Regions from separate parts of the Homo sapiens genome. Here region 1 is linked to region 2. A link is an interaction called in ENCODE POLR2A ChIA-PET data of the cell type or tissue named here. Cell type or tissue: PC-3. All regions are shown on one strand. Each heading gives the region's core, and the rest is flanking DNA. Links, peaks and the distances in the headings are about the cores only. Region 1 overlaps SPIRE1 (spire type actin nucleation factor 1). Region 2 overlaps CEP76 (centrosomal protein 76).

Region 1 (15,242 bases), core at 4,545-12,544, 210 kb before region 2:
TGCATGGTTTTAGGAAGACATATCGATATTTGTTATGGTTGCTTGAAAACCTTCCAGTTTTGATTTCTAAGGCAGAAACAAAAATGCCCCCTCTTGTGAACGAGACAGCACATGTACTGTCTACTAGGATATGAACATCACACATCCCAAATCCCCTCAAAGTCTGTGCCACCTGGCTAGCAGATAACTCTCCCAGGAGACTATGCATGGGACTGGCCATCCTTCTACTCTTCTGATCAATCAACTTTAAACAGCACTACCTTTCCTTTTTTCAAGGCGGTGTAGATGTCTTTATACTGTTGGTATTTTTCCAGCTCTGCCTTCACCAGGACCTGGCGAATATGCATCACTTCTTCCACAGTAAGAGCGAGGCATTCCACTGGGTAGCAGAATTCCTCCTGAAATTCAAAATGTCACGTGAATAAGAGATTCCTACCCCCTGTTCTGGAAGTGCAAAATTTCCCTTCAGATCAGACCCCTGATTAGTAGCTTCAGAGAAGAGAACAGGTTTCCCAATGACCACTGGGGCAGAGCTGGCTCCCTCTGGGGACCACATCATTTCCAATTACACTAAGACTAAAGATGGCAGAAAACATGTGGGGACCAAGTGATCTACTGAAATTTCCAATAAATGAAAGTTCCTCACGTTTGCTCAGGTATTTTGACTCAAGTAACTCTATTCCGTTAAGCAGGGCTATATTGAAATATTTCAAGCAGGGCTTGAAATCTTGAAAAAAATTTTATTCTAAACCAATTTTGTGTCAGTTGTCTTCTACACCTATGAAAAAGACATTACTTAGTGTTGTGTTGTACATTATATACCAATAGATAAAAAGCAAATCTACAGTGGTCCTTTTTTTTTTTTTCCACAACAGGGTCTCATTCTGTCACCCAGGCTGGAGGGCAGTGATGCGATCATGGGTCACTGCAGCCTTGACTTCCTGGGCTCAAGTGATCCTCCCACCTCAGCCTCCCAAGTAGCTGGGACTACAGGTGCATGCCACCATGCCCAGCTAATTTTTTTGTATTTTTTGCAGAGATGGGGTTTCACCATGTTGCCCAGGCTGGTCTTGAACTCCTGGGCTCAAGTGATCTGCCCACTTCGGCCTCCCAAAGTGCTGGGATTACAGGCGTGAGCCACCATGCCTGGCCTGGCCCTGTTTTTAAAACTCATTTGTGGTACCCAGAATAGCCAAAAGAAGATGGTTAGTAATTTTTACTGACAAGCATTATTTAGTGATCAGTTACATCAGCACACCTTTACAAATCCTAATGGTACGAGTGGAACTGGAACATGAAACTACTGGAGCATTTATATCCAAAAGGCAGTCTCTCCAGGCTGCCCCACAGTTCTCTAGATTTGTTGTTACTTTCAACAAATGCTAAATGTATAGTCAGCAATGGAAAGACTAGAGAAATGTAAAAGATTTCATAATAAATATTTATGTTGGCTGTCTTGTGTTAATGGTTTCCCTACAAGCAGCTGCGGAAGATGTTGATGTAACTGATCTCATTGAATAAGAGCCTCACACCCATCCGCTCCCCATCCGGCCCCGCACTTGATTGGTGGATCTCAGAGAAAGACAGAACAGTCTTGTGCATTCGGACCCTGCCAGGCTGCAAGGGGCCATTGTGGTGCAGTGACACTGAAACTGAATGTTCTCAGCACAAACACATTATAATTCACTCCCACACACACACAACAGCATCGCTCACAGGCACTCAGGAATCCAACACGCCAGTGAGAAAGCACATGACTATGAATGCAGTCAGTTTATGGAGTTTTAACAATCAGTTCTGTCTTTCAATCAGAGAAAAACAAAAATCAATCTAGGTTGCAAACTTGTCAAACATTAGCATTTTACTTAAAAAAGTAGTCTGAAGAACTACTGCTTCTTACTAAAAATCAATGCAAAACCATCTCTGTTCAAGCTAACTTAAGGAAGATTACATTTGCTTAAAAATGCTTTGGGAAAAATCCTGCATTTGAATTTTTAACATGAGAAGCTTATTAGTATAAGAGGACAGGGGGATGAGTTTACTCAGAAAGATTATATCATTTGCTCTAAAATGCCTAAAATACGCATTTAAAAAATTAACGATCACAGTTTTCTCTTTCAACAGGAACTACTTTCAGAGATGACAGAATTAAATCAGCGTGCCTGATACCTACTCTGTTTTGCTCCATCCTCAGAAAAAGAGTAGTGTTAGGTGGGAACAATAAACGGCCTTTTTGAGGGTTAGGCCATTAAAACTGTGCACTAAGTAAGTAGTGTTGGCTGAATACATCCGAATGATGGCATTTCTCAGCTTTTAATGTATTTCAGAAGTTTTGCTCTTATTTTTATTCATCAGTGATGAGTATAAGTAGGGTATGCCTTCTGATGGCTAACGATATGACAAAATGGCTATGCTGCAACAAAATAATGTGGGAATCTAGCACATAACCAGGGAAACACTACTAGATTTATTACGTAGCAAATAACCAGATAGCCAGATTTGTTATTGTTTGTGCTAGCAAGACAGCAGATGGTACCAACTTAACTGACTTTATGATGTGGATAACTGGGCTGTAAACCCTTCAGGCAGATGGTGATTTTTTTCATTTGTAGGGATACGCTAGCATGGCACAACAGACCTGGCAGCTTGCACCTCCCTGTCTTCAGTCTTGAGTCACAAATGGGCTTAGTAAAGCATATTTTCAACTCACTGCTTTGACCCACATGAAAATCCAGTACTTCATGGGATATAATCATTTTTCTTTCGTTTTGAGACAAGGTCTCGCTCTGTCACCCAGGCTGGAGCACAGTGGCATGATCTTGGCTCACCGCAACATCTGCCTCCCGGGTTCAAGTGATTCTTGTGCCTCAGCCCCCTGAGTAGCTGGGATTACAGGTGTGCACCACCACACCTAGCTAATTTTTGTGTAGAGATGGGGGTTCGCCATGTTGGCCAGGCTGGTCTCGAACTCCTGTCCTCAAGTGATCTGCCAGCCTCAGCCTCTCAAAGTGCTGGGATCACAGGCATGAGCAACCGCGCCTGGCCATCATGAGATATAATTTAAAAATAGTAGATTTTTGTTTGCTTTCTTGTTCTTTTTTAAAAATTTTCAAGCAGATTACCCTTTAGTGAAATAATTTCCATCCAGTCAAATGCTAATGTTTTAATTTTGGAGACTTCCCAAGGACAACAAAACTTTAATGCAACATAAAAGAAAATGATAAATAGTTACTAAAATAGTTTTAATTATTTTTTTCAGTTTACAAAAATATTAATTCGACATCTCCAAAGCCAAATTAAACTTCCACAGATCTCGCAGAGCTATTAGCACTCTGGAATGTGGAGGGCACTCAAGGCCCCAGCTAGAGCGGGAGCCCTTCCCCACCACGGCACTGCCTGGGGCTCCCACTGCATGTGTTCGGCCCGTTTGAGTGGCCAGATGTGGCCGGGTAAAGAACCACACTAGCGCACCTCTAGTTCCCTTGCTTGCTCATGTGTCAATGGGACTCCCAGATTCAGGAAAGGGAAGCTAAATCTTAGAGCGCTTTAATGAAGACAACAATGTGCTATAAGACTTTAAACTTACTTCTATGCATGTCACTAAAATTGTTGAGTTTTTTTTTTTTGATGATTATTCTGGCTATATTTTACCATTCAAGAGGGGTCAGTTAGGCAGCACGGAGATTAGACAGCATAATGTAAAATTTTGGTTATTGTGCCACAGAGAGAAATGGGAATAGTCACCTTTCTTTTCTTTTTTCTTTTTTTTTTTTTTTTGAGATGGAGTCTCGCTCTTTCGCCCAGGCTGGAGTGCAGTGGTGCGATCTCAGCTCACTGCAAGCTCCACCTCCAGGGTTCACGCCATTCTCCTGCCTCAGCCTCCTGAGTAGCTGGGACGACAGGCGCCCGCCACTGAGCCCAGCTAATTTTTTGTATTTTTAGTAGAGACGGGGTTTCACTGTGTTAGCCAGGATGGTCTCGATCTCCTGACCTCATGATCCACCCGCCTCGGCCTCCCAAAGTGCTGGGATTACAGGCGTGAGCCACTGTGCCTGGCTGGGAACAGTCATCTTTTATACAGTGTTCATGATTAGTAAAAACTTCATAAATTAACCAGTATTTGAAAATTACCCAAAATAACCATTGCTTTTTGAGTTTTTAATAAACCAAAGAGAGGCAAATTTAAATAAAAACAGCAACTATTAAGTTTACTCTTCTTAATCAACTACAAAACTCAAAGTGAAGGCCAGGCGCAGTGGCTCACGCCTGTAATCCCAGCACTTTGGGAGGCCGAGGTGGGCGGATCACGAGGTCAGGAGATGGAGACCATCCTGGCTAACATGGTGAAACCCCGTCTCTACTAAAAATACAAAAAAAAATTAGCCGGGCGTGGTGGCAGATGCCTGGAGTCCCAGCTACTCGGGAGGCTAAGGCAGGAGAATGGCGTGAACCCAGGAGGCGGAGCTTGCAGTGAGCCGATATCGCGTCACTGCACTCCAGCCTGAGTGACAGAGAGAGACTCCATCTCAAAAAAAACAAAAACAAACAAACAAAACTCAAAGTGAATCCTTTCTTTGCCTAAAGTGGTATATGGCCTTAGTGTTCAGATATCTCTGTTTGGGGAGAATTGATAATCAAATGCCAGCAGGTCTTCAGTAGAGGCAGGAGTGACAGGAGTTAAAAAGCCACCGTGGCACCTGACCACGTGCTGCCCAAGAGCACATCTAAAACGGGAAAAAGGACAGAGGTTTTTCCTGCATTTCATGACAAAGATCAGAGAAAGGAATGTTTTGTGTCTTATTTACATTGAGTCTCCTTTCCATATCAAGATGACTAAGAAAGAGTAACAAAGAAACCAGCTGCGGGGTCATCTGTCAAGGACAAGGTTAGTAAATCCAAGGCTTTAGAGAGCCAGGCCCTGCCTACTGTAGCACAAAGGCTGCTCTGAGCACCTGCTACGTGGTGGCAGAAGAGGCTTCAATATGGTCGTAGAGCTTTTTATTTCACGTAGAATTGTGAAGGTTCAAATAATGATATATTATTCTGTGTAAAAAAACCTCAAAAAACAGTAATATAATGCAGAATTATTTAAAATAGCCACATCATTAAAAAGGAAACTTGAAATTTCTCTTTGCAGAGAAGTGACGTACACACCCTGGTTGTCATAACACAGCTTCATGACAGGTGATGGGAGCACACAGGTTTCCTGAGCCCATGCCCTGGTTGTGCAGGTGTCTGTGGGTGGGCGGAGTCCACCATGGCTACCTGGCCTGGCAGGAGGATGCTCTGCTCACGGAATGAGTGAGCAAATACTCTTCTGATGGTGGGGGGAGGCCCTAGGAGGAATGCACCCCACGGGCTCAGAGTGCCTGCTGCACATGGAGAAAGGTGGCAGCACTGACTCTGCTATACAATTAGGTCACCCGAGGAGACAAACACCCACAGGTCCCCTTCATCAGATGCTGCATTTTGAGTTTGTTGTCCTTTCCCAGTTATTTCCCTCAACTGAGACCACGGCATGATCGGTGCATCCTGCACAAGGGTGGAATCAATGATTGGAAGCAAAGTGCTATCTAAGCGGTTAATTCTCAGAGAACGCAACAGTTGAGGTGTCACCGTCAGAGATACAGAGAATGAAATAATCCCAGACCCAGCAGAAAGAGGCCAACCTTTGAGGATTTCCACCTGCTGGTAAAAGCTCTCTCACACAGATAATACATAGCCCCTGCTACCCCAAACATGGCTGCTTCAAAAGGATGAGAGCTGAGCAGAGAAGCTGTTTGTATGGTAGAAAAAAGTGGTCGAAAAGGCGTCCTTGGCCATACACTGGTTATCCTAGGAACCTGAACAACAGATAAGGGAAAAAGAAAATGGCAGGGGGAAAAGAAAAGGAGAAAATAATGCTGAACACAAGTGACCTACACATAGTGATTACAGATCACAAAAGGAAAACAAAACAAAAAACACCATGAGGCTGGTACAGTCCGTGCGAACATCTGCATCCACACGTATAAATCAGTGATGAAACCACGAAGTCCTTCCTGGAGAATCTCAGCGTTCACACAGCAAGGATTTTTCTAATTTAGGGTCCTGCAAACACTCTGAGTTTCCTCAGTGGGGCTTGTTGTGATGAAGGATAGAGGCAACTCGTTACTGTGCCTGAGAAAGCATGGGGACATGTGCCAGGCAGCCACTTGCACCTGCCCCAGGAAGGTACTGCCAACACGAGGTGCCTTTAGACTGGATGGGCATTTGCCCTCGGTTATTTGACCAAATGATGAAAAAAAATGACATTTTAAACATCACAAGAAAAGGGAGGGAGATACAACAAAAATAAAAATTATCAGCCGGGCACAGTGGCTCACGCCTGTAATCTCAGCACTTTGGGAGGCCGAGGCGGGCAGATCACCTGAGGTCAGGAGTTCGAGACCAGCCTGACCAACATGGAGAAACCCCGTCTCTCCTAAGTATACAAAATTAGCCGGGTGTGGTGGCACATGCCTATAATCCCAACTACTTGGGAGGCTGAGGCAGGAGAATCGCTTCAATCCGGGAGGCGGAGGTTGTGGTGAATCGAGATTGAGCCATTGCACTCCAGCCTGCGCAACAAGAGCGGAACTCCATCTCAAAAAAAAAAAAAATTATCAACAATAAAAACATTCCTGCCATTTTCAGTTGAGGAGTTACAAATACAAAATGATTCTTTGTTTTCTAAAATGCAGCTACATTTAAAAATTAATTACACTTATAAAAACAATACTTACCAAGCTATAGGGCATTACTACAAGGTATGATTTTATGGATTTCCCAAGATAAGCTATTAGCAAGGAAGATCATTTCGTCTCTGCTGGTGCTTGGAGGCCTGCGTGGACTCTGCTCCCTGCCCTCAATCTGACCACTGTTCAGTGCTGAGCAGAGCGGCTCTCCCACTGCCTGCTCACTGAGACCTTCCTCAGTGATTGCAAGTTAGTTTATCTTGCTCTCCTTCCTGCTCCACAAAAAAACAGTGCACGGCCTGACCTCGCAACACTAAGAGCTCTGCTTTAACAGGAAACAGACACAGTCATGGGCCCTTGGGGTCAGCTGAAGGTCTCAGCATAACTTCTATTATAAGCTGAAACTACCTTGTAGCTAAGCTGATAGTTCCTTTACATTGCTAATTTTAAACTTTAAGTCTAACCTCAATAATGACATTGTATGATCACATAAAGGCCAGTTACAAGCTGAATGATAGACTGGCTTCTAGGAAAAGCTGAGTGAAGAAGAGAATACCCTAATGATTAGACTTATGAAAAAAACCACAAGTTCCCTCTTACCTATACACATGTATGTGTGTGTGTGTGTATGTATGTATATACATACATGTGTGTATGTATGTACATATGTACGTACATACATATGTGTGTATGCACGTACATATGTACGTACATACATATGTGTGGTATGTACGTACATATGTATATACATACATGCGTGTATATGTATGTACATACATATGTATATACATACATACACACACATATACACACACATACACATATGTGTGTATATATATTTTTAGAGACAGGGTCTTGCTGTGTCATCTACGCTGGGGTGGAGTGGCACATTCTTAGTTCACTGTGGCATCAAACTCCTAGGCTCAAGGGATCTTCCCTCTGCAGCATCCTGAGTAGCTGGGATTACGGGCATGCGCCACCACATCTAACTAAGTTTTTAATTAAAAATTTTGTACAGACAGGGGTTTCTTAAGTTGCCCAGGCTGGTCTCAAACTTCTGGCCTCAGGCGATTCTCCTCCTTTGGCCTCCCAAAGTGCTGGGATTACAGGTGTGAGCCACTGTGCCTGGACCCTCTTACATATTTTAAAGTTGTGATAATAGCTGTATATTTTGGTAAAAGCAATAACTTATTCACATGAAAACAAATTTTTAGATTTTTACGTTTGAATCTGTCTGGTCAGAGTTCTGTTTTCTTGTTGGTAAGTCACTGACAAGGCTATATTTAATCGAATAGCTGTGTTTTGGTGATTATTCTGGAGCTAGAAGAATCCTATCAGGAATCGCCATAAAATCATTAGTTCTTTAATTGCACTGTTTTGGCATAGAGATGAATGACCAAATATTAACATTCTAAGCTCTGTTCAAAATCCCTGTCTTCACAATAATCGCATTATCTCCCATCTGTTATTACTTTAATTGAAACTCTAATAATTCATCACAGCCTTAAAAAATGGACTTAGTATTCAATATATTCTATTATTTTTTATTCATGAATATTTGAAAACACATTAGATATTTGACTGTGGGTAGAATATTAATTACAGCTGTGCATCTTGCCTACAAATATTTCAGAAGCCAAGTGGCGCTACAAAAGAGTCTTTGGAGACCTCTGTTGGCTGGGAGATCTACTAATTCCTCCTGGCAAACCCTTGTGTGCTGCCCACTGTCCTGAGAAATGAGCACCCACTATAAGAACCTGCAAGTCTCTGGAAAACAGCAAAAACTATAAACCAGTTCAACCAAAATAACACCACTGGCCCCAAATATCACAAAACATACTAGAAAACAATGTACAGTAGTTATTAATGGATCAAAATTCTCCCTCGCTTGTACTTCTGCCTCAATAAGATCACCTACTGTAGTCATTTTGCTAAGAGTTTTTTTGGTCAATTTTTAACAATTTTTAAATGGATTAATAGCCTTTGAAAGAAAGAAAGCATTTCTTTAATAATAATCCATACTTTCAACCACTGATAAATTTTCTTGAAAAAAAAAAAGAGCTCAAAATGAACAAACACTGGTCAAGTTTCGTTTAGGTTATGGATAGAGTTTGGAGAAGGTGTCACTCTGCTGCCCAGGCTAGAGTGCAATGGTGTAGTCATAGCTCACTGCAGCCTTAACCTCCTGGGCACAAATGATCCTCTCACACCTCATCCTCTTAAGCAGCTGGGGCCACAGGTGTGCACTACCACACCTGGCTAATTATTATTATTTTTTTTTGCAGAGACGGGATCTCACAATGTTGCTCAGGCTGGTCTTGAACTCCTGGAGTCAAGTAATCCTCCCACCTTGGCCTCCCAAAGTGTTAGGATTATAGGCACGAGCCACCACGCCTGGCTGTTTGTTTTCTTTAGCTATTAAGTAAGTTATTCAAAATTCATTCTAACTTTTGCAAGTTTTTTTCTCCTTATCATCTTCATAAGAAAGCTAATGATTCTATGTCTTCTAGCTGGTCCCTAAGTTACTACAAAGTCTTTCCTGTACTTACAAGAGAGCGGGAACTCTGCCTGGAAGGCGGCAGGAACTGCCTCACGTTAGTAGGCGTTTCCTTTTCAATGGAATGTCGTCTCTGGGGTGGCTGCCGTCTCTCTGGCTGGGGTGTTGATGATATGGGCAGGAATTTTGGAGGCTCTAAAGATTGAACCAAATGAAATAAAACTTACTGTGAATTTTCTAACACAAAACCTTTTGACATTTGTGACAAACACTGTAATTCAAAGATGAATTATTTATTTCATTGGAGAGATATTTTAAGATGGTAATGGTAATCCTTAGGAGTAGACTCTGAGGGCTGTTACAGAAGAATCTTTGCAAAGTAAACTTGCTACAGAAATAGCAAGAAAAAAGGAAAAATGTTAGGTGTAGCCAGAAAGATTCCCAAATCATACCAAAATTCTCAATGTACCCTCTTTTTACATTCTCCTTTTTAAAGATAAAATAAGGAAAATCCTTCTTTCTACATGTTTACCAAGACATTTTGTCCTTAGGTTTAAATTAAACTGTATTTAAACTGCAAAAAGTAAGCTTCAGCTTTGATGTTAATATTGTACCATTGTCCTTCTCTGCCTAGTAATATTTTAAGACTGTTTAAAAGGAGACTGCTTTAGTGTCTGAACGGTTCTGGATTCCCATTTTGAAAACAAAAGGAGAACATTAGAAATAAATTATGGTGCCAGAGTTTTATTTAGTGCTTCCTCCTACTCTATCTACAGAGTAGAGCTGCTTCAATGTAGTGGGTGTGGAAAGTGAGAGTCAACACAAAGTTACATATGATCCATCTATTTAGACTGTCCCACCATGAGAAACCACTAAAGGAAAACACAGATATAATTTCCACAGTCAAGAAAAGATACAGAAATCCATTATGTGATTCAATTGGGTCCCTATAATATCCAATTGTGGATAGTCAGTACCTACTGTTTTTGATATAATCTGTGTAAATAATAAAACTACTTAAAGAATTTTTGTGTATGAGAAATCAAGCCAATATATAATTTTTAATACTTCATAATGTTCTTATAAATGAAAAGGATTATTAAAAGCCTTTAGAAATCCCTTAACTTTAGATATCTGTGTTCAGAATCTATCTCCTAAAGAGTTATAAAGGTGTTTTCACTATCTACACAGGTTTTTGGAGATGGGTGTGTGTGGGTGGTAGGTGGAATGATAATAAATATGGTTGTGTTGGGCTTCTGGTTTAAATTTAGCCAAGGAGGTAATCTATCTAAAACAAAACAAAACAGAACGCTACACACACAACTGATTTATAATATTTCCCATGACTATTGTTCGTAAACACACATGTGCCTGCTCTGTCATAAGACCCCGAGGCCTGGTATGATGCCACTCTTGGAAAATAAGTATTTCATCTCCCGATCAGTGAAATGCCTGAGTTAGTTCTTTCTACCCTAGATGATCACAGGGCGCTCTGGGATCTCTGCTCTAGGTCAAGTGTGTTTTGTAGTAAGACATCCGACTACAGCTCTTAGCACCACAACTACTCACTCTTCCTTGTGGACACGGCCTCCAGGACTGGCTCTTCAGGGAAAGAGGGAGACACGCTGCTGCTGCTGGTCGACTTGTGCAGCGTTTCTTCCTGAGCAAAGTACAGGTGGAGAAATCGACTTCTTAGACATTTGTGCTCTAGTGCTACGTAATAACATTTTATTATTAAACAGTTATTTTAACATGAGGCACCAAAGTATGTCAAAGGTTCAAGGCAAGCAAAAGACAAACTAGAAGGGGTTTCAAACAAGACAGGTCTGGGTTTGTGCCTTGGCTCTGCCCTGATGAGAGTGATGTGAAACTGAGCATGCTTCTTTCTGTTTTTTGGAGACAGGGTCTCACTCTGTTGCTCTGGTAGCAGTGCAGTGGTGTGATCTGGGCCCACTGCAGCGTCTACCTTCTGGGCCCAAGTGATCCTCCCACCTCAGACTCCAGTAGCCAGGATCACAGGTGTGCACTTCCACACCCAGCTAATTTTTAAATTTTTTGTAGAGACAGGGTCTTCCTATGTTGCCTAGCTGGCCTTGAGCTCAAGCGATCCTCCCAAAGTGCTGGGGTAACAGGTGTGAGCCGCTGCACCTGGCCTGAGCATGTTTCTTATCTTAGTTTCATCATTGTGAAAGAGGGTATTTAATATCACTTTTTCCATAGGGTTATTGGAAAGATGAAATGAGGTAATGCATTCAAAATGCTTAACACATTACCTGGCACACAATAAAACAGTGGTTAATATTATTAGGGAAATATTTAATACATTTATACAAGTAATACATTGTCAGCCTCATGGGAGCAGATGCTGGGTCTGTCTTGCTCACTGATGTATGTCCAGTACCAAACCCATCACTTAGTAAGTAATGAGTGTTTGTTGAATGAATGGATGAAAAAATAAACATTTCATGAAATGTCATATGAGTCTAGAAAAATGTCTACATTGTGGGCCAGGTACGGTGGCTCGCACCTATAATCCCAGCACTTTGGGAGGCCAAGACGGGCAGATCACGAGGTCAGGAGTTTGAGATCAGCCTGGCCAGCATGGTGAAACCTCACCTCTACTAAAAATATAAAAATGAGCCAGGCGTGGTGGCACGCGCCTGTAGTCCCAGCTACTTGGGAGGCAGAGGCAGGAGAATTGCTTGACCCGGGGAGGCAGCGGTTGTAGTGAGCTGAGATCGCATCACTGCACTCCAGCCTGGGTGACAGAGTGATACTCCGTCTCAGAAAAAAAAAAGAAAAAGAAAAAGAAAAATGTCTACATCGTGCCAAATAAAATTAAAATTCTTATTACCAGTGAGAAGAGATCCTAACTTGTTTTAGACTAAACAAAAATAAAGTATAATATTTATTCCTGAAATATTTACTAAATACTATGCGAGATAAACATTTACTTGTAATTTCTACTTAGTATCTATAGATATATATATATTTTTGAGACGGAGTCTCACTCTGTTGCCCAGGCTGGAGTGCAGTGGCATGATCTCAGCTCACTGCGACCTCCGCCTCCCGGGCTCAAGCAATTCTCCTGCCTCAGCCTCCTGAGTAACTGGGATTACAGGTGAGTGCCACCACGCCCGGCTAATTTTTGTATTTTTTTGTGTGTAGAGATGGCGTTTCACCATGTTGGTCAGGCTGGTTTTGAACTCCTGAGCTCATGATCTGCCTGCCTCAGCCTCCCAAAGTGCTGGGATTACAGGCATGAGACACCACGTCCAGCCTATAGGCATTTTTAGATACAAAAGGAAGAAAATTAGGCAAATATATTCACTCATGACTATGTGAGATAGTGAAAATTTTTTGATGTTCTTAGCTAAAATGACTTAAATTTTTTTAATTTAAAAAATTTTTGTTTTATTTTTACTTTAAGTTCTGGGATACATGTGCAGGATGTGTGGGTTTGTTACATAGGTAAATGTGTGCCATGGTGGTTTGCTGTACCCATCAACCCATCACATAGGTATTAAGCCCAGCATAAAGTAACTTTTAAGAATTCGCTGTTCACCAAAAACTGGCCTCACCTAAAACCTACTGCTGAAATCATTAGTTTCAAGTAAGCTACAATACAAAGTGTCTGGTCAAAGAACAGGGCGGAAAAAAAGGCCACGTAAACGACATAGTTCAAACAAAAAAGGGCTAGGCTGGGCAAGGTGGCTCACGCCTGTAATCCCAGCACTTTGGGAGGCCAAGGCAGGCAGATAACTTGAGGTCAGGAGCTCAAGACCAGCCGGGCCAACATGGTGAAATCCTGTCTCTACTAAAAATATAAAAATTAGCTGGATGGTGGCAGGCGCCTGTAATCCCAGCTACTTGGGAGGCTGAGGCATGAGAATCACTTGAACCCGGGAGGTGGAGGTTGCAGTGAGCCAGGATCGTGCCACTGCACTCCAGCCTGGGCGACAGAGCAAGACTCTGTCTCAAAAAACAAAAACCAAAAAACCCAAAAAAGGTTTAAATAGTGACCTCCACACTTTTGGGACTTATCATGAACACCAAATCAAGCACTGTAAGCAAAGCCTCTATCCCAGATACGATGTAGGTCAGTCATAGTAATCTCCAAAAAACCTAGCATGCAATTAGAACAATCTTTTTCTGTTTACAGAAGGTCAGACAAGAAATAAAAGCAGAGAGTGTCTCTTAGAAAAGGAACAAAGGAGTCATATACAGTACTTCCCAGATAATTATCTGCTGAGGAGTCATACACAATACTTCCCAAATAATTATCTGCTACCCTGATTAAAACAGCAGAAACCATCCCTGTGCCTCACACGTGTACTTCAGCTCACCTTCGCTAGAAATATTTTTAAAGTCGGCTGGGCACAGTGGTTCACGCCTGTAATCCCAGCACTTTGGGAGGCTGAGGTGGGCGGATCACGAGGTCTGGAGCTGGAGACCAGCCTGACCAACATGGAGAAACTCTGTCTCTACTAAAAATACAAAATAAGCTGGGTGTGGTGGCATGTGCCAGTAATCCCAGCTACTCAGGAGGCTGAGGCATGAGAATCACTTGAACCCGGGAGGTGGAGGTTGCGGTGAGCTGAGATCATGCCACTGCACTCCAGCCTGGGCAAGAAGAGTGAAACTCCATCTCAAAAGGAAAAAAAAAAAGAAATATTTTTAAAGTCTAATTTTACACGTTGTTACCTTTGTTAGTGTTAAGGGAGAATTAGATCACGTTTCTTTACTCCAGGGTGGAAACCAGTTAGAGTTAAATTCTGTATAATGAAAATATCATACTTAATTCTGTAAGAAAACTATCTCTGAGAAAAAGTGGCTCTATAAATAAGCAAATAGGTCAGAATGAAGTCTTTTATAAGCAAATTAAAAAGATCAATGATTTTATGACCACAGATGTTAAAATTCTAAAGAAAACTGAAAACATGAGGAAGCACAATCATCTGTATCTGAAGAGGTGGAGCCGGAGCACACTACTGCAGCCCAGCACTGGCCACACTTCCACTCAGCTCAAAGAATGGCAACATCTAGCTGTACATGCGATGTGGTCCTCTCATGTTTCCTTTATATTTCATGTCCCTTTTAGGTACATGTTGAGCTCCAAAACATGGAGAGCAGTGGAGGGAAGCTTTGCTGGAAGGGGCTCTTTTCTCTCATTCAGACTTTATTCTCAGTGACGTCCTATGAAACCTCCAAATTGGATTTTTCCACCACTGCATCTGATCTTTAAAATGACTACTCAATGTCTGATGGTCCTGAAAATCCTTTGAAGAAGCAAAGCAACTTAATCGAGAGGCTTCACTATGCCCAAATGAGCCAGTTCCACTCTAATCAGTCAGAAGAACCTGGGTGCATAACTCAGCATTTCTCAGAATCTTTTTTATCTAGAAAATGTGGTTGGGTGGAATACTCTTTATAGTCCTCTCCAGTTCAAAAATGTAAATCAAAACTAAGTGTCTTTCCTGCCAGGCATGGTAGCTCGCCCCTGCATTCCCAGCACTTTGGTAGGCTGAGGCCAGAGGATCGCTTAAGCCAGGGAGTTTGAGACTAGCCTAAGGAACATGGTGAGAGTTTGTCTCTACAAAAAATAATAAGAAAATAATAGCCAGGTGTGGTGGTGCACACCTATGGTCCTAGCTACTTGGGAGGCTGAGGCAGGAGAATCCCCTGAGACCAAGAGGTCGAGGCTGCAATGAGCTGTGTTCACACCACTGCCCTGTAGCCTGAGTGACAGAGCGAAACCCTGTCTCGAAAATAAAAGTCTAAGAAAGTCTTTCCTGAATCTCCGTTTTAAAGTAACACTAAAAATTTGCAGATATGGTTCTAGGGGAATTAACATTTCAGTTTAGGTGAATTTAAAGGTAACATTTTGATTTTTAAAATCTTTTTATTTATTATTATTATTTTGAAACTGAGTCTTGCTCATTCACCCAGGCTGGAGTGCAGTGGTGTGATCTCAGATCACTGCAATTTCCGCCTCTTGGGTTCAAGCGATTCTCCTGCCTCAGCCTCCC
Region 2 (14,304 bases), core at 1-8,000:
ACTTAATCCAATCAAAAAGCTGAAACTGTTCAGACTGGATTAAAAAAAGAAGATTCAACTATGTGTTGTCTACCTAGCAAGATACACTTTATTCCTTTTTTTTTTTTTTTTTTTTTTGAGACAGAGTCTTGCTCTGTCACCCAGGCTGGAGTGTAGTGGAGAGCAATCTCGGCTCACTGCAGCCTTCGCCTCCCGGGTTTAAGCGATTCCCCTGCCTCAGCCTCCCAAGTAGCTGGGATTACAGGTGTGGGCTACTATGCCTGGCTAATTTTTGTATTTTTAGTAGAGACGGGGTTTCATCAAGTTGGCCAGGCTGGTCTTGAACTCCTGATCCAGGTGATCTGCCTGCCTCAGCCTCCCAATTACAGGCTTGAGCTACCGCACCCCCCGCACTTTTTTTTTTTTTTTTTTTTTTTTTTGAGACAGAGTTTCACTGTTTCCCAAGCTGGAGTGCAGTGGTGTGATCTCAGCTCACGGCAACCTCTTTTTTTTTGAGACAGAGTTTCACTGTTTCCCAAGCTGGAGTGCAGTGGTGTGATCTCAGCTCACGGCAACCTCCACCTCCCAGATTGAAGCGATTCTCCTGTCTCAGCCTCCCGAGTAGCTGGGAATACAGGCATGCGCCACCATGCCCAGCTAATTTTGTATTTTTACTAGAGACAGGGTTTCTCTATGTTGGTCAGGCTGGTCTCGAACTCCTGACCTCAGGTGATCCGCCCGCCTTGGCCTTCCAAAGTGCTGGGATTACAGGCATGAGCCACCGCGCCTGGCCCCAATTTTTTTTATTTTTCAGAGATGCCATCTCACTATGTTGACCAGGCTGTGCTCAAATTTTTATTCAATAGGTTCATGCTTGACTAATGAAAAATGAAGTTTCTGGTTTCTGATATTTTTCTATTAACTAAATAGACATATATAAAACTACATATATATAATATAGAGGGGACTGTTGGCATACATATTGTCAAGAACACCACCTTGGAGACATTATGTTTTTTAAACTTTACATTTTTAATTGAAAAACAACTTTTATGACAGCTAAATATACAAGGTAAATTTAATTCTTAAAAAGAAAAATTGGCGAGGCATGGTGGCTCACGCCTGTAATCCCAGCACTTTGGGAGGCCAAGGCGGGTGGATCACCTGAGGTCGGGAGTTTGAGACCCTCCTGACCAACATGCAGAAACCCTGTCTCTACTTAAAAAAAATTAGCCAAGTGTGGTGGCGCATGCCTGTAATCCCAGCTACTTGGGAGGCTGAGTCAGGAGAATCACTTGAACCCAGGAGGCGGAGGTTGCGGTGAGCCGAGATTGCACCATTGCACTCCAGCCTGGGCAACAAGAGCCAAACTGTCTCAAAAAAAAAAAGAAAAGAAAAAGAAAAAGAAAAATTATTAGTAAGAAGAATAGGCCAGGTGCGATGGTCCATGCCTGTAATCCCGGCACTTGGGGAGGCCAAGGCAGGTGGATTGCCTGAGCTCAGGAGTTCGCGACCAGCCTGGGCAACAAGGTGAAACCCCTCTCTAATAAAATACAAAAAAATTAGCTGGGCGTGGTAGCGTGTGCCTGTAGTCCCAGCTACTTGGGAGGCTGAGGCAGGAGAACTGCTTGAACCTGCGAGGTGGAGGTTGCAGTGAGCCAAGATTGTGCCACTGCACTCCAGCCTGGGCAACAGAGTGAGACTCTGTCTCAAAAAAAAAAGAAAAAAGAATAGCAGACTTCTAGTGGTAAATGCACTGAAATTACCTTATTAAGTCTTCAGAGAAAAATATTAATGCCAGACTCTATTGGTGCATAAAAAGCATATTTATTACAGAGTTTACACCAAAAGCACATTTGAAATACACGTTACTCTGGTACAATAAGGTGGGAAGCTCAGCCTCAATGTTAATACAGCCTTGATCTTAATATAGTCTGTCTCTTAGTACATACCTCATAGTTTGTCTCAAAAGTTGAAAATTACAAGCAATTTTCTGTTGATAGCTTTTTTTGTAATTTTGGCAAAAGAGTGGTTTTTTTTAACTTTTTTAAAAAGTTTTTTTTTTCTTTGAGATAGGGTCTTGCTCTGTCACCCAGGCTGGAGTGCAGTGGCACAATCTTTTGGGCTCAAGTGATTCACCCACCTCAGCCTCCCAAGCAGCTGGGACCACAGGTGTGCACGATCACGCCCTGCTAATTTTTTACATTTTTTGTAGAGAGGGGTTCTTGCTATGTTGCCCAGGCTGGTCTTAAACTCCTGAACCCAAGAGATTCTCCTGCCTCAGCCTCCCAGAGTACTGGAATTATAGGTGTGAACCACTATGCTTTAAAAAAAGCTTCAATTATTATTTTGCTAATTTTCTACAGTCATGTCAGTCTCACAAGAAACATCTGATTACCATTTTTGATGAAAATTGTAGAAGAGGGATCATAATATTTCAGACTTTTTAAACAAATTGAATATTTATTATACATAAAAATAAAACAAAGTAGATTTATTCTTTTAGAGAAATAGGGGGGGGTCTCTCTATGCTCCCAGGCTGGTCTTGAGCTACTTCTTGGGCCATCCTCTGGCCGCAGCCTCCAAAAGTGCTGGGATTATAGGTGTGAGCCATCACACCTGGCCCAAAAAGTAAATTTTAAGACACTTTTAGATTTTAATTTTCGAAAAACGAAATCATTTTATTTGTAGGGGTGAATTAAAGTGATTAAAAGAATTAATAACTTGGATAGCCAACTGGTATAGAGTTACTTTCTTAAGACCAATGGATAAAGCAACTAAATTAAGAACTACACATATCAGAGTGAACAAAGATTCTTTGAAAAAATAAAAAACTTAAAAAAAATGAAAAGAACTATGCACAGAAGTGCTAAATGGGCAATCAAACCCCTCATATCATGTATTATGCAGCTTCTTGCAAAAAGTTGAATTGCTACTCTTTTTAAAGTTTACTTTTGTTCACTTAACACTTTTTTTAATATATAAAATTTTAAAATAAGTTGAGGAATCAGGTTTCACACTTTCTTTTTTTTTTTTTTTTTTTTTTTTGAGACAGAGTCTTGCTCTGTCACCCAGGCTGGAATGCAGTGACGCGATCTTAGCTCACCACCTCTGTGGACTCAAGCGATCCTTCCGCCTCAGACTCCCGAGTAGCTTGGATTATGGGTGTGTGACACCATGCCTAGCTACTTAAAATTAACTTATAAAAAACATTTTTTTTGAGATGGAGTATTGCTCTGTTGCCCACGCTGGAGTACAGTGGCATGATCTTGGCTCATCACAACCTCCGCCTCCCAGGTTCAAGCGATTCTCCTGCCTCAGTCTCCTGAGTAGCTAGACTACAGGCACATGCCACCATGCCCAGCTAATTTTTGTATCTTTAGTAGAGACAGGGTTTCACTGTGTTGGCCAGGCTGGTCTTGAACCCCTGACCTCGTGATCCACCCACATCAGCCTCCCAAAGTGCTGGCATTACAGGTGTGAGCCACCATGCCTGGCCCTTTTTTTTTTTTCTGAGATGCAGTCTCGCTCTGCCTCCCATGCTGGAGTGCAGTGGCGCGATCTCACCTCACTGCAACCTCTGCCTCCCAGGTTCAAGCGATTCTCCTGCCTCAGCCTCCTGAGTAGCTGGGATTACAGGTGTGAGCCACCGCACCCGGCCTAATTTTCGTATTTTTAGTAGAGACAGGGTTTCACCATGTTGCCCAGGCTGGTCACGAACTCCTGACCTCAAGTGATCCACCCACCTCGGCCTCCCAAAGTGCTGGGATTACAGGCATAAACCACTACGCCGAGCCTTACAAAATTTTTAAAACGTGCTCAATTTTAAAACAAAAATCAGTATGGAATCACTCACATATGCTTGTTTTCAGTGGTCTCACACAATCAATCTCTTATTTAGATTAGTCACATATATGCTGATTTTTTTATCACAATGAAAGAAAAAAGGGTTTCAGAAGATAGAATCCATGAAGAGGCTAATAATGAATCCTCTGACCACAGAAAATCAGTGATCGACTGCAAGATCACAATTTATCAGTATCATAACAAAGAGGTATAATAAAGTTTTTCTAAAATACCCAATTCATTTTTACAACAAATCACAGTGATAAATATTTCTAAATGATTCATGTACTTTCATATGAGGTTATTAATATTTATGCTTTTCTGGTATTAGTTTTTTCCTACTCTTGCTTCAAGGTCCAACCATAAATTTCTGGACAGTCTCAAATATCCCAAGGACCACGAATAAACCACAAAAGTGGTAATTCATTAACATTTATTTTCACCAATGCAATAAATAAATCTGTCATGAGGTTAATTTCTCCTAATCTGTATAAAATAATTCCATTAACCTGTGAAAAGTAATGATCATACTGATTTGTCTAGGGCTCAAACCCTTAGACAAACATCTCTTTGATTACCTGTTTGTGTAAAGAAAACTGAATGCATTTTATATTAATATTTAAACTACTGATAACTGTAAACAAAGTAGCATTTATTAAAATAGAATATACACTTAATTTATACTAAATTCCAGGGAGATTTATACAAGTTTTTCAGCCTTAATTTTTAAAGGAATGCATGATTTTTTTTAAACATTACCAGTCAAGTATATACAAAATTGAAGTATGCCATTCAAGCCAGATTGTGATTTTAAAATAACAAACCTCTAAATAGCTAAGTAATGTACAATGTGTAAAATTCCAATTAAACACAGGTATAAATCTTATATAAATATTGGCCCTATAATACCGAGCGATATTTACAAGCAAACATGATCCAAACAGCACATGCAGATTCAGGGTAAGTAAATACTCGGACACGAACTGCCAGTCGCACTTGGTCTCCACGGCAACAGATTATTTCTTCACAGAAAGGAGATCTATTTAAGAAAAAAAAAATTATTCAATTAAGAAGTGACCATACACTTTAATTCCTTATTTGCAAGTAAATCAGTATTTAAAATAATTTTTTCAGGCTAGGCGTGGTGGCTCATGCCTGTAATCCCAGCACTTTGGGAGGCCGAGACAGGTGGATCACCTGAGGTCAGGAGTTCAAGACCAGCTTGGCCAACATAGTGAAACCCCGCCTCTACTAAAAATTACAAAAATTAGCCGCGTGTGGTGGCGGGCGTCTGTAATCCCAGCTACTTGGGAGGCTGAGGCAGGAGAATCGCTTGAATCCAGGAGGCAGAGGTTGCAGTGAGCCAAGAATGTGCCACTGCACTACAGCCTGGGCGACAGACTGAGACTCCATCTCAAAAATAAATAAATAAAATAATTTTTTCAAATTCTGTCTCTGCTATCAAAGACACTGTAATTTTGGTCAAGCTATTCAAATTATAGACTATTTCCTTATAGTCCAAACAAAATCAGAGATACCTGAGACTGCACCAAAATCACTGGGCAAATAATCCCAGACTATCTAGGGCTACATTTCAGACCAAATGAATCAAAATCTGTGGCAAGGAGGGTCAGTCATTGTAAAAGCTCCCATATGACTTGGATGTCATTTCTAAATAACTACCAGATTAGGCTGGGTGCAACGGCTCACACCTGTAATCCCAGCAATTTGGGAGGCTGAGGTGGGAAGACTGCTTGAGCCCAGGAGTTCAAGACCAGCCTGGGCAACATAGGAAGACCCCCATCTCTACAAAATAAAGATAAAAAAAATAGCCAGGTATGGTGGCACATGCCTGTGGTCCCAGTTGCCTGGGAGGGTGAGGTGGAAGGGTCACTTGGGCCCAGGAGGTCAAGGCTACAGTGAGCCATAACTGTGCCACTGTACTCCAGCATGGGCAGCAGAGCAAGACCTTGAGTTAAAAAAAAAAAAAAAAGGAAATTAAAAAAACCCCTGCCGGACTGATCTGTAAGACTCCTAAACTGAAAAAATGATTCCGTAAATTACACCTTACCGAAGACATGTGGCAAATGCACGTCTTGCATTTCTATACACAAAATGTATTGGGAACCCTTTAAATGTGTGACCATCAGGTACAGCCCTTCTTATGGCATCTTGAAATTCTTCATTGCCTGCTGATATACTTGTTGTACGCTCAAATTCATAAGAAGCCAAAGCTGGTGATAAAAGGTAGGAGAGCTGGTCTTCCCAAACAGTAGTGAGGCCAAGATCCTATGAGCAATCAAGAGAAAAAGAAAAAGTGAAATACATTAATATTTTTAAAACCAACTAAATAAAAATGTTGATTATTTTAATGTATACCAAGAAAAGATTTTTAAAAGCTATCATAATATTTTAATAATAATAATTATAGGGATACATAGAAATAAAAATCAGATAAAAGGAACTATAGGTGATCAGATTTTACTTTTTAGAGAAACAACCAAAAAACATTCAAAACAATGTTCACAAAGTCTCCAAATCCTGTACTTCTCTAATATCTACTACAAAATACTATATGAAATAGTCCTAATATGGAGGACAGGTATAATTCTTATATTTTGAGATATTTTACTTAACTTTAAAGAGTTTAGGCCGGGTGCGGTGGCTCACGCCTGTAATCCCAGCAGTTTGGGAGGCTGAGGTGGGCGGATCATGAGGTCAGGAGATTGAGACCATCCTGGCTAACAAGGTGAAACCCTGTATCTACTAAAAATACAAAAAATGAGTTGGGCGTGGTGGCGGGTGCATGTAGTCCCAGCTACTTGGGAGGCTGAGGCAGGAGAATGGTATGAATCCGGGAGGCAGAGCTTGCAGTGAGCCGAGATCGTGCCACTGCACTCCAGCCTGGGCAACAGAGCGAGACTCTGTCTCAAAAAAAATAAATAAATAAAATAAATAAAAAAGAGTTTAGTAAGAATGAATCTGTTTACTAAAGACTGACTCTTCCTACCATAAACTCAACTACAGAGGTGAGAAAAGTCAACAAATTAATTCTATGTGATTAAACAAATATTTACTGAACATGTACTCTATAAAACTTATATACTGTAAGAGATAAAAAGATGAAGACATTTTATAGGCCCTTAGGGAGCTTAAAACATATTTCTATGGAATGTTAAAAACAACATGATTCCATTTATTTTTTATTTTTTTAAATTTTTTGAGACAGAGTCTTACTCTGTTGCCCAGGCTGGAATGCAGTGGCGCGATCTCGGCTCACTGCAACCTCTGCCTCCCAGGTTCAAGCGATTCTCCTGCCTCAGACTCCTGAGTAGCTGGGACTACAGACACCTGCCACCATGCCCGGCTAATTTTTGTATTTTTAGTAGAGACGGGCTTTCACCATGTTGGCCAGGCTGGTCTCAAACTCCTGACCTCAAGTGATCCACCCACCTCGGCCTCCCAAAGTGCTGGGATTACAGGCATAAGCCACCGTGCCCAGCCCATGATTCCATTTATAACACCAAAAGACCTATTGATATCTGGACACATGAAGTTAAAAATAATAATATTACAAATACAAAAAATTCTCAAAATTCTAGATATTTTGATTATCATAATGGATCTTTGGTATTTCCTCATTTTATATTCAAGGTTTTAACTCATCACAAATGGTCTCAAAGATCCACGATTAACAATGCTTTTCCTGCGGCAAAATGTGAACTTTTGCTGATTTACAGGCACCTTAACTTAAATAGTGATCAACACTGGCATCTATCACAGCTTTGTTTTCTTTTTCTGTAAACAGTAATTCCTTTTTTTTTTTTTTTTTTTTTTGAGACAGGGTCTTACTCTGTCACCCAGGCTGGAGTGCAGTGGCACAATCTCGGCTCACTGCAACCTCTGCCTCCCCGGCTCCTTTCACCTCAGCCTCCGAGTATCTGGGACTACAGGCATGCACCACCACACCCGGCTAATTTTTGTACTTTTTGTAGAGATAGGGTCTCACCACGTTGCCCAGGCTGGTCTTGAACTCCTGAGCTCAAGCAATCCACCCATCTCAGCCTCCCAAACTGCTGGGATTACAGGCGTGAGACACTGTGCCTGGCCAAAAGTAATTTTTATAAGATATTGCTTTTATTTGTAAGCAGAACCTAAGAAAAGAAAGCTAAAGCCAATACAAGTGATGGAAGGAAAGAAAAAGTAATAAGGGGCATTCATTTCCAGCAATATAATGGACCAGAGGTCCCCTGACCAACTTTTGCTGAAAACATATTACAAATGCCAGGTTTTCCAAAATGTATGTTTAAATGCTTTGATAAGTTGACAAGTGAATAAGAAATATTTAGAGGCCAAAGCTAAGAGTAACTGGGAACCCAGAGAACATGTTTGATAAATCAGTTTGCCTTTGATAGCCCCAAAGAACACAGAAAACAGGGCTCACCCAAGGTGAGGAGTGGAACAGGGAACCCTAAAAGGTGAATCAGAAATATTTTGTAGGCATTTTGGATTCTAGTCCTTTGTTGGTGATATGTGTTACAAACAACTTTTCCCACCCCACAGCTTCAATCTCTTAATGTCTTCTCTTGATGAGCTTAAGTCTTTAAGATACATTAATCTTTTCCTTTATGACTAATACTTTTTATGTCTTCTTAAAAGCACTTTACAAAGGAAATCTACATGCTATTTGACAAGAGGCTTGATCTGGCTGGGCGCAGTGGCTCACAACTGTAATCCCAGCACTTTGGGAGGCTGAGGCAGGTAGATCACTTCGAGATCAGCCTGGCCAACATGGTGAAACCCTATCTCTACAAAAAATACAAAAACTGGCAGCGTGGTAGCACATGTCTATAATCCCAGTTATTCAGGAGGCTGAGGCAGGAGAATTGCTTAAACCTGGGAGGTAGAGGTTGCAGTGAACCAAGATCACGCCACTGTGCCAAGATCACGCCACTGCGCTCCAGCCTGGGTGACAGAGCGAGAGATTCCATCTCAAAAAAAAAAAAAAAAAAAAAAAAAAGAGGTTTGATCTCAAAAGTAATCAGGGAAATGCAAATTAAAGCCAGACGTCTACCCAGTTGAGTACAACATGAAAACAAACAGAAACCAACCTGGGGAGAAAAATGAATATGAAAAAAGTATAACCCAGTATACATATTTTTTCTTTAAAAAATAATAGAGATGATGTTTCACCATATTCCCCAGGCTGGTCTTGAACTCCTGGGCTCAAGCGATCCACCCACCTCAGCCTCCCAAAGTGCTGGGGTTATAGGCATGAGCCATCAAGCCCAGCCTAACCCAGGATTTTTTAAGGGGCAAATATGTGAATAAGCATTTCACAAAGACAAAATCCAAATAGTGGTATTCAGCAAAAATCTTGACTCTAAGGGATGTGAACAAGTTCACCATTCTTCATTTCTAGGAGGAAGTAATTCATTCTATAAGTATTAATTAATTTGAAGATTTTTGAGTCTCAGAACTTGAACTCTCATGACTTTCAAAATTATAAGCTTCATAATAGTAGGGACTGTAGTTGTTTTGTTCAGGGCTAGAATAGTGACTGGCACTATCACACACACCAAAAAACAGTTAAATACATAAATGAAAAGAAGTATGAAACTACAACTATTTCAGTGTGAATTACCTTCCTGTGTTCTGACACCAGGAGCCTCAGCTGCATTTCAATTTCATTACTTGTTACTGACGCGTCAATTGTGGATGCACACAGAGGTGGAAAGGGAGGAAGGGATGTTGTAGCTCCAGGAGCACACACAGATTTAATTGCTTCCTCACTCATGGGTTTCCATTTGGATTCATCGTTCAAATCAAATACACAGGTTTCTACTGCATCAGAGGGTTGACAATTTCCCAGGAACATCTGATGGTTGAAAACACAACCAATTGTTCGATATGGGTACAGTGGTTTGGGCTGTTCAGCAACTGGAGGTTCATCAGGATTGGTAGGTTTATGGATGTACCTAAAAAAATTAAATAATTTTATATATGAGAACTTAAAAATTAAAAAGGCAGCATCTTACTGAGAAAATTATTCTAACACTTAAGGCCATAACTACTTCTCAGAACTACAGTTTAATACTTGTTTTTCTTTTTTATATTTCCACAATTTGATTACTCTGTATTAATTGTATGGTACGTCTTTACAATATTGAAACCAACTCTGTTAACAACAGAATACATTCTATGTATACTGTTAAGATCAAAGGCCGGATGCGGTAGTCCCAGCACTTTGGGAGGCCGAGGCAGGGGGATCACCTGAGGTCAAGAGTTCGAGACTAACCTGACCAACATGGTGAAACCCCGTCTCTGCTAAAAATACAAAAATTAGCTGGGCATGGGAGCACGTGCCTGTAGTCCCAGCTACTCGGGAGGCTAAGCCAGGAGAATTGCTTGAACCCGGGAGGCGGAGGCTGCAGTGAGCCGTCCAGCCTGAGCAACAAGGGCGAAACTCCATCTCCAAGAAAAAAAAATAAAAATAAAAAAAGTTTGCCTCAGATAACATAATTAAAATAATTTGGTTATGCATTTTTAGGCACAACTAACCAAAACATTATTAGGCATGATTATCAACCAGGGAGAAAGAGGACTCGGGAATGAAAAGAGGGCCCAGGGCTGGGCCTCTAGAACACACACATTTAAAGACAAGATGAAGGAAAAACTAAGAACAGCCAGAGAGGAATAATAAATATTGAAAGACAATGATAAAAAAGAAGCTAAGGAAAGAGAATGTTCCATGAAGAAAGAAGTGAGACAGCCAGGTGGAAAGGGGTCCCCAGAGAAACTCCAACCAGCCTGTGCACTGGGAGGAGTGCACACTGGGGAGAAGCCACAGAAGTTCGAGCAATTTGCAGTGGGGAGGAGCTTGGCCCCTCCTCTTCCTGAGTGGAAGCTGGAATTCAATCTGCGAGGCAGGAAGCACACTAGCAGGCAGGAAGCACACTAGCAGGCACGAAGCACACTAGCAGGCACTCTGGCTTTGTGGAGCGTCCGTTTCCCAGTGTTTTTCCTTTTTGTTCAATAAATTCCATTTTTCTCCCCCTTCAAATTGCCTGCGAGCCTAATTTTTCGTGGCCATGTGACAAGGACTCAGCTCTTAGCTGAACTAAGGAAGAAGTCCTACAACAGAAGTACTCAGCTGTTTCAAAATCTAATGACAGGCTAAAGTACTTTAAAAAATGTGTCCAGTGGATTTGCCAACGTGGAGATGGTAACCACATCAAATTTTAAAAAGAAATCATCATTTACAACTTGAACTTATTTTCAGACTTAGGTATGATCATCAGAAAAAAACATATGCCAGCCAGGTGTGGTGGCTCATGCCTATAATCTCAGCACTTTGGAAGGCCGTGGCAGGTAGACTGCTTGAGCCCAGGAGTTCAAGACCAGCCTAGACAACACAGCAAAAGCTCATCCCTACAAAAAAATTAGCTAGGCATGGCTGTGCACACCTGCAGTCCCAGCTACGCAAGAGGCTGAGGTAGGAGGACCACCAGAACCCAGGAGGGGGAGGCTGCAGTGGGCTGTGACTGTGCCACTGCACTCCAGCCTGAGCAACAGAATGAGACACTGCAAAAAAAAAAAAAGAGAAAACTGAAAAAAAAATATGCTAATCATACAAAACTAGTAAACATAATTTACTGTTTACCAACATCATGTTGGTAAAGAATATTTGAGGTAAAAGTTTTCTTAGAGTTCATTTACTTGGCTGCCATAATTGAAGTACTTTTTTACATAATCACTGAAAAGGCTCTAACTAAAATCATCAACACGTACCTTCAAGTACCATCAATATGGACAAAAAACCCTTATAATTTAAAATACTTATAACTTAAGCCGGACACAGTGGCTCACGCCTGTAATCCCAGCACTTTGGGAGGCTGAGGTAGGTGGATCACCTAAGGTCAGGAGTTCGAGACCAGCCTGGCTAACATGGTGAAAACTTGTCTCTACTAAAAATACAAAAATCAGCCAGGTGCGGTGGCACATGCCTGTAATCCCAGCTACTTGGGAGGCTGAGACAGGAGAATCGGCTTGAACCTGGGAGGTGGAGGTTGCAGTGAGCTGAGATTGTGCCAGTGCACTCCAGCCTGGGCGACAGAGCGAGACTCCATCTCAAAAAAAAAAAAAAAAAAAAACTTATAACTTCATTTTAATATCCTTATAAACTTAGTAAACTAACCTGTGTCCTGTTAAACTCTCCCAAAAAGTGATGGCCCCATCAGTTCCACAAGTCATAACCCATGCATGAGGTACTCCTTTTGCCTTGGTCCCAACACAAACAAAGGCTTCTAATCCATATCCAAGAAGAAGGCTGCACAGAAGGTTAGCGTGATCTTCACAGTCACCCTGGAAGATAAATTAAAATGAAGTATTCATTCTTCCATATTATTTCCTCATTACATACTTAAATACTAAATTATAATAAAAATTTATTGGCTGGGCACAGTGGCTCACGCCTGTAATCCCAACACTTTGGGAGGCCAAGGCGGGTGGATCACATGACGTCAGGAGTTCAAGACCAGCCTGGCCAACATAAGGAAACTCTGTCTCTACTAAAAATACAAAAATTAGCCGGGTGTGGTAGCACACACCATTAGTCCCAGCTACTCAGGAGGCGAGGCAAGAGAATCACGTGAACTTGGGAGGCGGAGGTTGCAGTGAGCTACAATCGCGCCACTGCATTCCAGCCTCAGCAACAGAGTAAGACTCTGTTTCCAAAAAAAAAAAAAAATGTTTATAAAGAACTCACACAACACAGAAAGAAAAGTAGAACATTTTTTTTTTTTTTTTTTTTTGAGACAGGGTCTTCCTCTGTCACCCAGGCTGGTGACATGATTCATAGCAGCCTTGACCTCCTGGGCTTAAGTGATTTCCCCATCTCAGCCTCCCAAGTAGCTGGGACTAAAGGTGTGCACCATGACACCTAGCTAATTTTAAAATTTTTTTTGTATAAACAGGGGTCTTACTGTGTTACCCAGGCTGCTCTTGAACTCCTGGGCTCAAGTGATCCTCCTGCCTCAGCCTCCCAAAGTGTTGGGATTACAGGCATGAGCTCCTGTGCCCAGCCTGGAATATTTTAATAGATTAATAGCTGAAGTACATGAACAAACAAGCAAACAAGTCATACAGCAAGAAATGCAAATAAATGGAAAACACTCAACCAATGACTGATAGTATCTATATGTGATAATTTCAAGAAAATACATACATAAGAAAAATGACTGGCAAGAACAACAACAAAATGCCAACAATGGTTATTACTGGGGAGGTTATATATAATTTTCCACTCTTTTTCCAGATTTTCTTTGGTTATATTACTTTCAATTTTAAAAAGTTATAAAGACCTATAAAAAAATAGAAAATATTAGCTGGGTATGGTGGTGTGTGCCTGTAATCCCAGCTACTCAGGAGGCTGAGGCAGGAGAATCGCTTGAACCTGGGAGGCAGAGATTGCAGTGAGCTGAGATCGTGCCACTGCACTCCAGCCTGGACAACAGAGTGAGACTCTGTCTCTAAAAAAAAAAAGAAAAAAAGAAAAGAAAATATCTGATACTGTGTTCTGTGAAAAAAATTACCAAGATATTAAACACTATGGTTACAATTTCGTATTTAAGTGTAGGAAGACTACACGCGAAAGCAAAAATAACTATTTGAGTTGAGTGTCCGAATGAAGAAATTTCTTTTTTTTTTCCTCTCTTTTGAGATAGGGTCTAGTTCTGACACCCAGGCTGGAGTGCAGTGGCATGATCTCAGCTCAATGCTGCCTTGACGTCCTCAGCTCACTGCAGCCTTGATGTCCCCAGCTCAAGTGATTCCCCCGCCTCAGCCTCCTGAATAGCTGGGACCACAGGCACTCATCACCAGGCCCAGCTATTTTTTGTGTTTTTGTAGAGACAAGGTTTCACCAAGTTGCCCTGGCTGGTCTCGAATTCCTGGACTCAAGCAATCCGCTTGCCTCAGCCTCCCAAAGTGCTGGGACTACAGGCATGAGCCACCTTACCTGGCCAAGAAATTTCTTTCTCCAAAAAATTGGATTTGGTGGTGCTAAAGTTTTTTAAAAAAAATTAACTGTAAGAAAACAAATAGCATTTTATAGTTCTTCAAGTGGCTTTACAAAAATGTAATAACCAATCTTTTATTTTTTAATTTACTTTTTTCTTTTTTGAGACAGAGTCTCGCTCTGTCACCCAGGCTGGAATGCAGTGGCATGACCTCGGCTCACTACAACCTCCTCCTCCCGGGTTCCAATGATTCTCAGCCTCCTGAGTAGCTAGGACTACAGGCGTGCACCACCACACCCAGCTAATTTTTGTATTTTTAGTAGAGAGAGAGTTTCATCATGTTGGCCAGGTTGGTCTTGAACTCCTGACCTCAAGTGATCCACCCACCTCGGCCTCCCAAAGTGCTGCGATTACAGGCATGAGCCACTGCGCCTGGCTTAATCAACCTTTTAGACCCAAT

The links. ChIA-PET counts read pairs that join two places held together with the same protein. Peaks named below come from ENCODE experiments on the same cell type or tissue, not always from the same donor. Only the 100,000 strongest peaks of a DNase experiment are listed, where the experiment ranks them.
Region 1: POLR2A ChIA-PET joins it to region 2 with 14 read pairs; 5 of 35 experiments call an interaction of 5 or more read pairs at or near these places.

What each region holds. Positions count from the first base shown.
Region 1 is chr18:12,454,086-12,469,327 of GRCh38, forward strand. It overlaps SPIRE1 (spire type actin nucleation factor 1), which reads right to left. Exons shown (of 17, transcript NM_001128626.2): 11 at 10,783-10,873; 12 at 9,266-9,408; 13 at 261-398. Among named protein-coding and RNA genes, the nearest start is that of PRELID3A, 54 kb to the left of the region's middle. RefSeq lists a silencer at 11,083-11,241. In PC-3, for the core only: no CTCF peak of the experiment used is centred there; no DNase peak of the experiment used is centred there.
Region 2 is chr18:12,668,640-12,682,943 of GRCh38, forward strand. CEP76 (centrosomal protein 76) reads right to left here. Exons shown (of 12, transcript NM_024899.4): 9 at 12,023-12,189; 10 at 9,470-9,803; 11 at 5,897-6,114; 12 at 3,986-4,864. The coding sequence ends at 4,726. It also overlaps a transcript of PSMG2 not described here. Among named protein-coding and RNA genes, the nearest start is that of SPIRE1, 18 kb to the left of the region's middle. In PC-3, for the core only: no CTCF peak of the experiment used is centred there; a DNase peak (open chromatin) is centred at 3,112; H3K27ac peaks cover 355 bases.